2 separate regions of the Homo sapiens genome follow, and region 2 is linked to region 1. A link is an interaction called in ENCODE POLR2A ChIA-PET data of the cell type or tissue named here. Cell type or tissue: PC-9. All regions are shown on one strand. Each heading gives the region's core, and the rest is flanking DNA. Links, peaks and the distances in the headings are about the cores only.

What was found. ChIA-PET counts read pairs that join two places held together with the same protein. Peaks named below come from ENCODE experiments on the same cell type or tissue, not always from the same donor. Only the 100,000 strongest peaks of a DNase experiment are listed, where the experiment ranks them.
Region 2: POLR2A ChIA-PET joins it to region 1 with 6 read pairs; 7 of 35 experiments call an interaction of 5 or more read pairs at or near these places.

The regions. Positions count from the first base shown.
Region 1 is chr20:10,556,323-10,560,722 of GRCh38, reverse strand. SLX4IP (SLX4 interacting protein) reads right to left here. Exons shown (of 8, transcript NM_001009608.3): 4 at 1-23. Among named protein-coding and RNA genes, the nearest start is that of MIR6870, 91 kb to the left of the region's middle. RefSeq lists an enhancer at 1,601-1,980. In PC-9, for the core only: no CTCF peak of the experiment used is centred there; DNase peaks (open chromatin) are centred at 1,252 and 1,802; H3K4me3 peaks cover 1,168 bases; H3K27ac peaks cover 3,369 bases.
Region 2 is chr20:10,492,855-10,497,254 of GRCh38, reverse strand. The region is part of intron 2 of SLX4IP (SLX4 interacting protein); the gene reads right to left. Among named protein-coding and RNA genes, the nearest start is that of SLX4IP, 60 kb to the right of the region's middle. In PC-9, for the core only: no CTCF peak of the experiment used is centred there; no DNase peak of the experiment used is centred there.

The DNA of each region.
Region 1 (4,400 bases), core at 296-4,295:
TCTTTTAACAGTAAACAGACTTCCTAAAGCAAATAAAAAATTAGATATAACCTTCAAATTTAATGCAAAAAAATTAACATATATATTAAAAAGTTAACAATGAACATTTCATTTCATTTTGCTTTTTAATTTAGCTGTGAATGTTGAAAGGAATGTCATATGTGCTCATGAATAACACCGCAAATTTAAATTTGCTACTGAAGTTTGCTCGAAACCATGATGTTGGCTCACTGTGTGATCTGGGAAAGTCATTTCATTTCTTTCTGCCTCAGTTTCATATTTCTAAAAGAAAGATAAAAATATTTCAGTGTAAACATCAGGGCAAGGAGGTAATAAGTATGGTAAAGAATGCTTTCATATAAGTATCAATCAGTTGTACTGTGACAAATAGAAGAAATAAGTCAAGAAGAGCCAACACTGGCTGGCATCAAGGGCCCCAGGGAAACACCCAGTGTGGCCAGGGGACTGTAGACAGGGATGGGGCCAGGAGTAAGGGCATATTCATCCACTGCTGGTGCAACGGCATGGGGAACCCACACCACAGCCCAGTCAACAGCAAGCAGCCCCCCATGGTTTTAGGGGACTGTTTCATGTTTATAGGCACAGTGTTGCTAGATCTTTGTTCAAAAGGAGTCAGAAACAGTAATTTTTATATAAACTATCCCATTTTTCAAACTTGGTCTAAAAATTTTTAAAAATCTAAACACCATCATTCATTAGTTTCTGGTCTTGGGTTTACAAATCTACTCAAGAAGGAAACTGTTGAGCAGTGAGTTAAGCAGAGAACTGGAAATCACTAATCCTATTTTCTTCTACGCTCTTGTTGATGATACTGTATATGCCTTTGTTTTTGTAAAAACGTACTACACTCATGTACTAACAGTGAAAATAATATAATTTCTCTAAAGTAGATTAACATTTATTAGGCGACAGAAACACATGGTTTTAATTCAATTTCAGTATTCCTTATCACTAGTAAGTTTCAGGATAGGTCAATTGTTTTATTGTTTTGGTGTTATTTATAATAAAGGTAAACAAAAATTTAAGCCCAACACAATGGGAAGATACTCTTTGCAGTTGTTTCCTGCACTAACAGGAAATTGTGACCTAATGTAGAAAAAGAGAGTAAAATCATACACAAATCTAAATTTCTTAATTTAGATTAAGAACTGATGTATAAGAACTGATGATTCCTGTTTAATTCCCAAAGACTGCAGAAAACTCAGAGTTGCCCAGGTCACCTCAAACCTGTTTTGCTGGTTTCTTGCAATGTCATCTCAGGTTGATCTCTTAGAATCTTCACAAATTAAAACAACAAAATTTTTAGCTGTTCTAAAGAGCAATGATAGCAAAACTTTTCCTTTATTAAAAACACTTGTACTCCTCAAACAATATAGAAAACCCTTGATTTAACTCATGAGTGTGAGTTTCTAGATAAAGTACAAACACTGGTTTCCTCTCTCCTGCTTTTCATGTTGCAGCCTAAAGATGCAGTGCCTCATGGAATACAGAGATATCCCTTTACAGTTGAGTGTTTCGGCATTGTTCACACAACAAAAAGGCAGCCTTGCCGCCTCATAGGTTTTTTTTTTTTTAAAAAACAATTAAAGAATTTTGCTTCACATGCAGAGTTCAACTATGACTGGGCTAGAAAATATGTGAAAGACATACATGGAAACAAGGATTGCTAAAATTTGGCTATAAATGCCCTATAAGGCTAAAACTAAAAATAGCATGACAAAAATAAAGCAAAGGCTCATACACACAAACTTTCTCCCTCTAGCTGTGGGGCTTTCCTTCTGTGAGTCAGTTTGACGAATGCAAGGTAGACCAAGTGCAGTGTGATAGACACCAGTAACCGACCACACCACACGTCATGAAGCTTTCTCTTCAGAACCACAACAATGCAAGAAAAGAAAACTTCTCAGCTACCTTTGAGGGGCAGATAAGAAGAACAAGTTAAAATCAGTGCTCAAGACAGAGATGCAGAGGGCATCTCTAGGCTAACGGGCTGTGCTCGCTTCCTCGAGTTGACACATGGAACAGTTTGACTTCAACTGTTTGGGTACAAAGACTACTCGTGCTGCACTCAAAATAAACATATGTTAATACATGTAATTAGTTCTTTTTTCTAAAAAGGAACTGGATATTCTTAGGCTTTCACTGTATAAAATGACTGTTAAAATGGAATCAAATTGGTTGCTCATAAAATCCCAATCATGAGAGGATCTAAGGATAAAGAAGATGAAAGCCTGGGGACACTGAACCTAAGCTAAAGTCATAGCCTTTCTTCAACTAGCTTTTCTCCTTTCTTACGCACACACAAATGATCCCAGAGGAATTTTAACATCAGCGAATTGTTTTTTTTTTTTTTTTTTTTTGAGACAGGGTCTCACTCTGCCACCCATGGTGGAGTTCAGTGGCATGATCACAACTCTCACTGCAGCCTTAACCTCCTGGGCTCAAGTGATCCCCCCACCTCAGCCTCCAGAGTAGCTGGGATTCCAGACACAAGCCACCACATCTGGCTAATTTTTATACTTTTTATAGAGATGGGGGTTCACCATGTTGCCCAGGCTGGTCTTGAACTCCTAGACTCAGGCAATCCGCCTGCCTTGGGCTCCCAAAGTGCTGGGATTACAGGTGTGTGTCACTGCACCTGGCCAATATACATTTTAAAAGGGCAAATTAAAGAAGCAGCAGCAAACCGACCATTTGGTTTTGAGAGGCAAGCTCAGCCTGCTACAGCGACCTGCCCCTTGCAGCTGCCAGTGCAGCACTGCTCTGCAGGTCCTGTCATGCACTGCACAGCTTTGCTAAGTCATGCCCTGCTGCCCTCAAGTAGGTACTATGAGCATCCACGCAGCTGCATGTGGCTCCTAAAAAAACAAAAACCTAGCCTCACGCTTTGGCTATGAGGTGATTCACACACCCAGGGCTTTATTCTAAAGCATTCCAAATTAACTGAATCTTGGGCAAAACGGACTCAATATTAACAAGAAAGGTCTAAGGCCGATAAAGGTCTAAGGTGGCAAAGCCGAAAGGGAATGGAGAACAGGCCTGGAATGGTGGATTCCATAACATTGTTAATTTAAGTCAAGTCAGAAGATTTTGGGGTGAGGTCCCCTTGGGTGACTATTGGTCACTTTGGGGAAACGAGTGAACAGTTTTGAATCACAGCAACATGCGTTAGTAAGCTAGGAGTGGAATTATATGAAGGTAAGTGGCAGTAGGAGATGTTGATTGACTTGCTAAATATTTAAAAGTCCTGAAGAGAAGAGTCCACAGTTATTTACCTGAATGATAAATCCCACCATACAGAACCTTGTGCCTTCCTTTTCTCAGCTTTAGGTCACCAGGTATTCTTTGCAAAATAATGACAGCAAAGTCTTGATAATATTATCCTTTGAATGAAAATGTATTATCCTATAAAATCTTTTTTGGGGGGTGGGGATCTTTTTTCTAGTGAGCTCCAAAAGCTAATTAAAAGCAATTATCACAGAAAAGGGTGGCTTTTTGTTTTTTCACCACTGTCAATAGTTTCTTCGCCATATACTATATTTTAACAAATCTGATTTTTATTTCTCAGTCTAAAAAGCAACTGTGGTAAATGGACATCACGGATAATGATATTTTTAAAGGTGTGTAAAAGCCACAAGCTGGTTACTCCTGCTCTCTGGTGAGCAGGGATCAGAGAAGGAGGCAAAGCAATGGTGAGAGCTCAGTGCAGCTTGTAAGCCTCCACCACAAGCAGCACTTGGGTGGGATTGTTGAAACTTAGAACCAGGAGTGAATTTGGCATCTAGGCAAACCTCTTCACTTTCAGATGAGGAGGCTGAGGCTCAGTGAAGTCCAGCATCATGCTCTGCTAAGCCCCCGGCTACTGGCTTTCCTGACTGACCATTGTGAGAAGGAACACCGTCAAGTATTTCCTGACTTGTCAAAGGCTCATGATAATACAAGGATGATAGAAAATAAAAGCTGAGGCTTTAAGATGGGTGTGAAGGTTCAGCCTTGTGTTAACTGCCACACCTGCTTCAGGTGCTCAGGCCATCCTTCACAACCAGTCAGGTTAAAATCCCTGATTACTGAAATAGTCACTTTAACTTCTTCTTCTTCTTCTCCTCTTTTTGAATATATAGAAATCCTTCCCCCAAAACAAAGAGGTATAAAATGTCTGGTTTAAATAATACAGTATCATATGAAGTTTATGAATGTGTCAGTTTCTGAAGGAAAAAAAAAGTGGGTGCATATGTGTCTGTCATTGGGAATACAATTGTTTTTCAAGGATTAAATACGCAACATTTTTTTCCCACTAACAGAAATGAAAGCTGGAAAGAGCTGATATTTCTTATAGCAGCAGCAGCTACTTGCAATTAAATAGTAGAAAGTTTTGTTGT
Region 2 (4,400 bases), core at 230-4,229, 63 kb after region 1:
TACTCATGTAAAATAAACTGCCATCCAAGATTCAATGCAAAGTAATTTCTGACATTGAAAAACTAAGTATCAATCAATCAATGAGGGACAGACTCCCACAGTCCCTCATTAAAAGAACTATTAAATGTTTATCACTGGGAGAAAATGCATGGGATACCTGAAACAATAGTGACGCCAGATACTGATTAAAAACAAAAAAGAAAAGAAACACACACACATAGATACATACACTTAACTTCTGATTGAAAAAATATTAATAACCAATTCATTTTATATTAAGAAAACACTGTGAAAGTTGTTCAATGTTTAAACAAAATGTGCTAAGTCTAGGTCACATATGGAAAAAGGATAGAAATACTGAATGACTTTAGAATTTGCTGAAAAATGTTAGAATGAAATCCATGAGAGATACTGTAGATGATATGACCCCAAGCCCCATTCTTAATTTCTTCCTGGCTTCCTTCCAGCTATAGAAGGCTACCTGGCACAGTTCTAGCCAACAACAAAAGCCCCTTGGGTGCTACTCCCAGAAGTCTTTGCTTTTCTGACAAAAAGAAAACTCCTCAGTGAGCACGCCTTTTTTTTTTGTCCATTTGGCCTTTCCCAATTCCCTCCTGCCTAGTAGTACATGGATGTGAGGAAGTGCAGCTGCCAGCCTGCAGCCATAAAGCTATAAGAATGAGGAAAAGCCCCCAAGTTATGGGATGATAAAGCAAAAGATAGAAAAACCTGGGTCCCTGATGGTAGGTCCACCTCTAGGTTTTGTTTCGTGCAAGAAAAATAACTCCTATTTGTTTGTGACTCTCTAATTGGGTTTTCTGCTACTTGCATTGAGTATAACTTTAGTAGTAAAAAGAATTATGAGCAAACTCTAAAAGAAGAGAATTACTGTGTATGATGAATTAAGCAGAAGACAGGAATAGGAAAAAGAAGACACAAAATAAAGGGCTAGCTAGGAGACCTGAAATGTTGCCAACACGTAGAAATGATCAATGCTCGGGTGATGGATACCCTGACTTGATCATTACACATTCTATGCACGTAATAAATATCACATGTATCCCAGACACATGCATAAGCACTGTGTATCAATTACAAAAATAAAATAATTTAAAAAGAAAAAGAATGGCAAGCAAAAAATATAATGTAGTAGAAATAAGTCCAAATACATTAATATTTGCAATAAATGGAACCAATGAATAGGTGCAGAAAAAAAAAATCAACCAAACAACAACAAGAAACAACCCAGCTATTTGCTACTTACCAGAGAAGATGCACAAAAAGGGCTGAAAAAGCAAATGTCTTTAAAAATTTAACCAAAAATGAAACAAAATTAAAAATCAACCAAATAATAACAACAACAAAAAAAAACCCAGCTATTTGCCACTTATCAGAGAGAATGCACAGAAAGGGCTTGAAAAGTAAATGTTTTACAAATTTTAACCAAAAGAAAAACAGGTGAAGAAATGTTAATACTGAAATATTAATAGCAGACAAAACAGAATCTTAAAGGAAAACCATCAGAATTACTAAAGATGGATACCTAACAATATACATAGAAAAATCTATGAGGATGATAGAATAATCATGAACTTGTTTATACTTAGCAGTGCAGCTTCAACATACATAAAGCAAAAACTGACAAGATATAAGGAAAATGTGACGAATCTATTACTATAGTGAGAAGCTGAAAAACCAGGCAAAATATTTAAGCAAAAACATTAATAAATAGTGAAATTAACTTATCTGATTATTTAATAGAATCTTACATTTAATAAATCTGGACTACGAATTCTTTTTAATTATACTTTAAACATTTACAAAACCCCGACCATGTACCAGATCAGAAAGGAAGTCTCAACAAATTTCCAACAATGGTTATCACACAGACCACATCCTCTAGCCATAATGTGGGCAGTTAAATTAGAAACTGACAATAGAAAATATTCTCAAAAGGTATTTGAGAAATTTAATATGCAATCTTAAAAAAATCAGACAGTAAGGAGAAAATGACAATGACAATCACAAAATACTTAGAAATTAATAATGTTGAGAGTACTATATCTCAAAACCTGTAACATGCAGTTAAAGTGACTCTTAGATATATTTTACAGTCATATACGTATTTTCATTATTTTTAATCGATGAATAAAAATTGTATGTATTTATTCAGTACAATGTGATGTTTTGATAAATGGGAAAAATGTGGAATGATTAAACAAGCTAATTAACATATCTATCATCTCACTTGTCTTTTTTTGTGGTGAGACATTTGAAATTTAGTCTTCACAATTTTGAAATATACATTATTAATAACTATAGTCACCATGAGGTACAACACATCAAGAACTTATTTCTCCTAACTGAAACTTTGTACCCCTTGATGGCCATCTCTCCATCACTCCACAAACTCTATTATATGTACTTTCTAAGACAGAAGAAGGAATCAAAATCAATTCAGCCTAAAATAGAGTAAACTAAAGAAAGAGGAGGAGACAGAAAGACAAAGTGGGAGTAGGGCCAGGGGGAGATAGGAGGAAGAAGGGAAAAAGCAAGAGGGTAAAAGGAAGAAAGTAGAAATTAAGCAGAAAATAAGAAAAACAGCAAATATTAACAAAACCAAATTCTGGCTCACCAGAAAAACTAAGCAGGCAAACGTCTAGCACAAATAAACAATATTGGATAAAAAGGAGGATAATGTTAAATACAGAGTTTTATTTAATTAAAAGAGAAAACTATAACTCAATTCTATGTCAATATATCTAAAAACAGATGAAATAACTTTTTCTAGAAAAATATTAATAACAGACTCAAAAGCATTATATTGTATACAAACCAATAAGCATTAAAGAAACTTATAATAATATAAATATAATAATGATATTATAACAGTAATATAAATAATAATAATCTTAAATAATCAAAAAGCTTTATTTCCATCCTCCGCCCTAGAACCACAGGCCCAGGCAGTTTCACGAGAGAGTTTTATGAAGTCTTCAAAAAATGGATAATTACAAACTATTACAGAATACTTTTAAAGGGGTGATCCATCATTTAACGAGATTAGTAACAAAGTCAACAACAACAAAAAAAGAAAGCTCATTCATAAAAAGTTTCAATAATGCTAAATTATACTGTCAAAGCAAAGCAGAGTTTATCCCAGGAATTGTAAGATCAACACATCTACTAAATGCCGTATTGAGATATTAAAGGATAAAATACGATCATCTCAATAAATGCTCTTAAAAAGTCTTCAAGTCCAGGTGTGGTGGCTCATTCCTGTAATCCCAGAACTTTGGGAGGCCAAAGCAGGAGGATCACTTGAGGCCAAAGGTTTGAGACCAGTCTGGGTAACACAGTAAGACCCTGACTCAAAAAAAAAAAAAAAAAAAAAAGGCAACTATAAAAAAAACACTTCAGTAAAGTTTAACACTCATTTTCAAGACAACATAGTTGCAAAGTAGACCAGTAGGAAACATTTTTCATCTAAAATGTGTTATGTATCAAAGCCTGACGCAGACATTGCTCTTAATAGTAAGGCTTTAAAATTATTTCCATTAAAGTCAGGCACAAGACAGGAATAACCACTACATCTTCTATTCACATTGCATTGGTCCTAGGCAATGCAATAATTCAAGAAATAGAAAATGGATATATAAGAATTGAATGTTCATGCATTTAAAAGGGCTGAAAAAAAAGAACTTAATGAAAGAGACAAAAGTTACCTTATCTGTAGATGTTGACTATACATAAAATATTCAAAAGAATCTTGGAAAAACTATTAAAATATGGGAGTTCGATATGGTTGGTGGTTTCAACATCAATCTAAAAAATGAATAATTGTCCTAAATCCTGTGATAATCTATTATAAAATGTAATAGAATAAAATATCCAATTTATAGTAGCAACAACGAAAAAAATGCCTGGAAACAGACCTAATAAAAAATCTTATTTAAGGCCTCTATGGACCTAGTTCAAAGACAAGACTCAGAATCATAAGACTGCAATGCTCCCCAATTAATCTACGAACTCAATATTACTTAAATCAAAATCCCAAATGTTTAAGGAAGATCAAAGGTCACAGAGTAGCCAAGGCAATGTTGAAAAAGAAAAAAGTAGAAAGATTTGTTCTGCTAGATGAAAAGACATACCACCAGGGGCAGTGGCTCACACTTGCAATCACAGCACTGTGGGAGGCCAAGGCAGGAGGACTGCTTGAGGCCAGGAGTTTGAGACCAGCCTGGCCAACATAGCAAGACCCCATCTCTTAAAAAAAAAAGACTTGTGATAATGTTACAGTAATCAAAACAGTTGGTATTAGCATAGAAAGAGACAAATGATAATGTGTACATAAAAAATATGTCTATTTAGAATCATACTATATGACAGAGGAACATTAC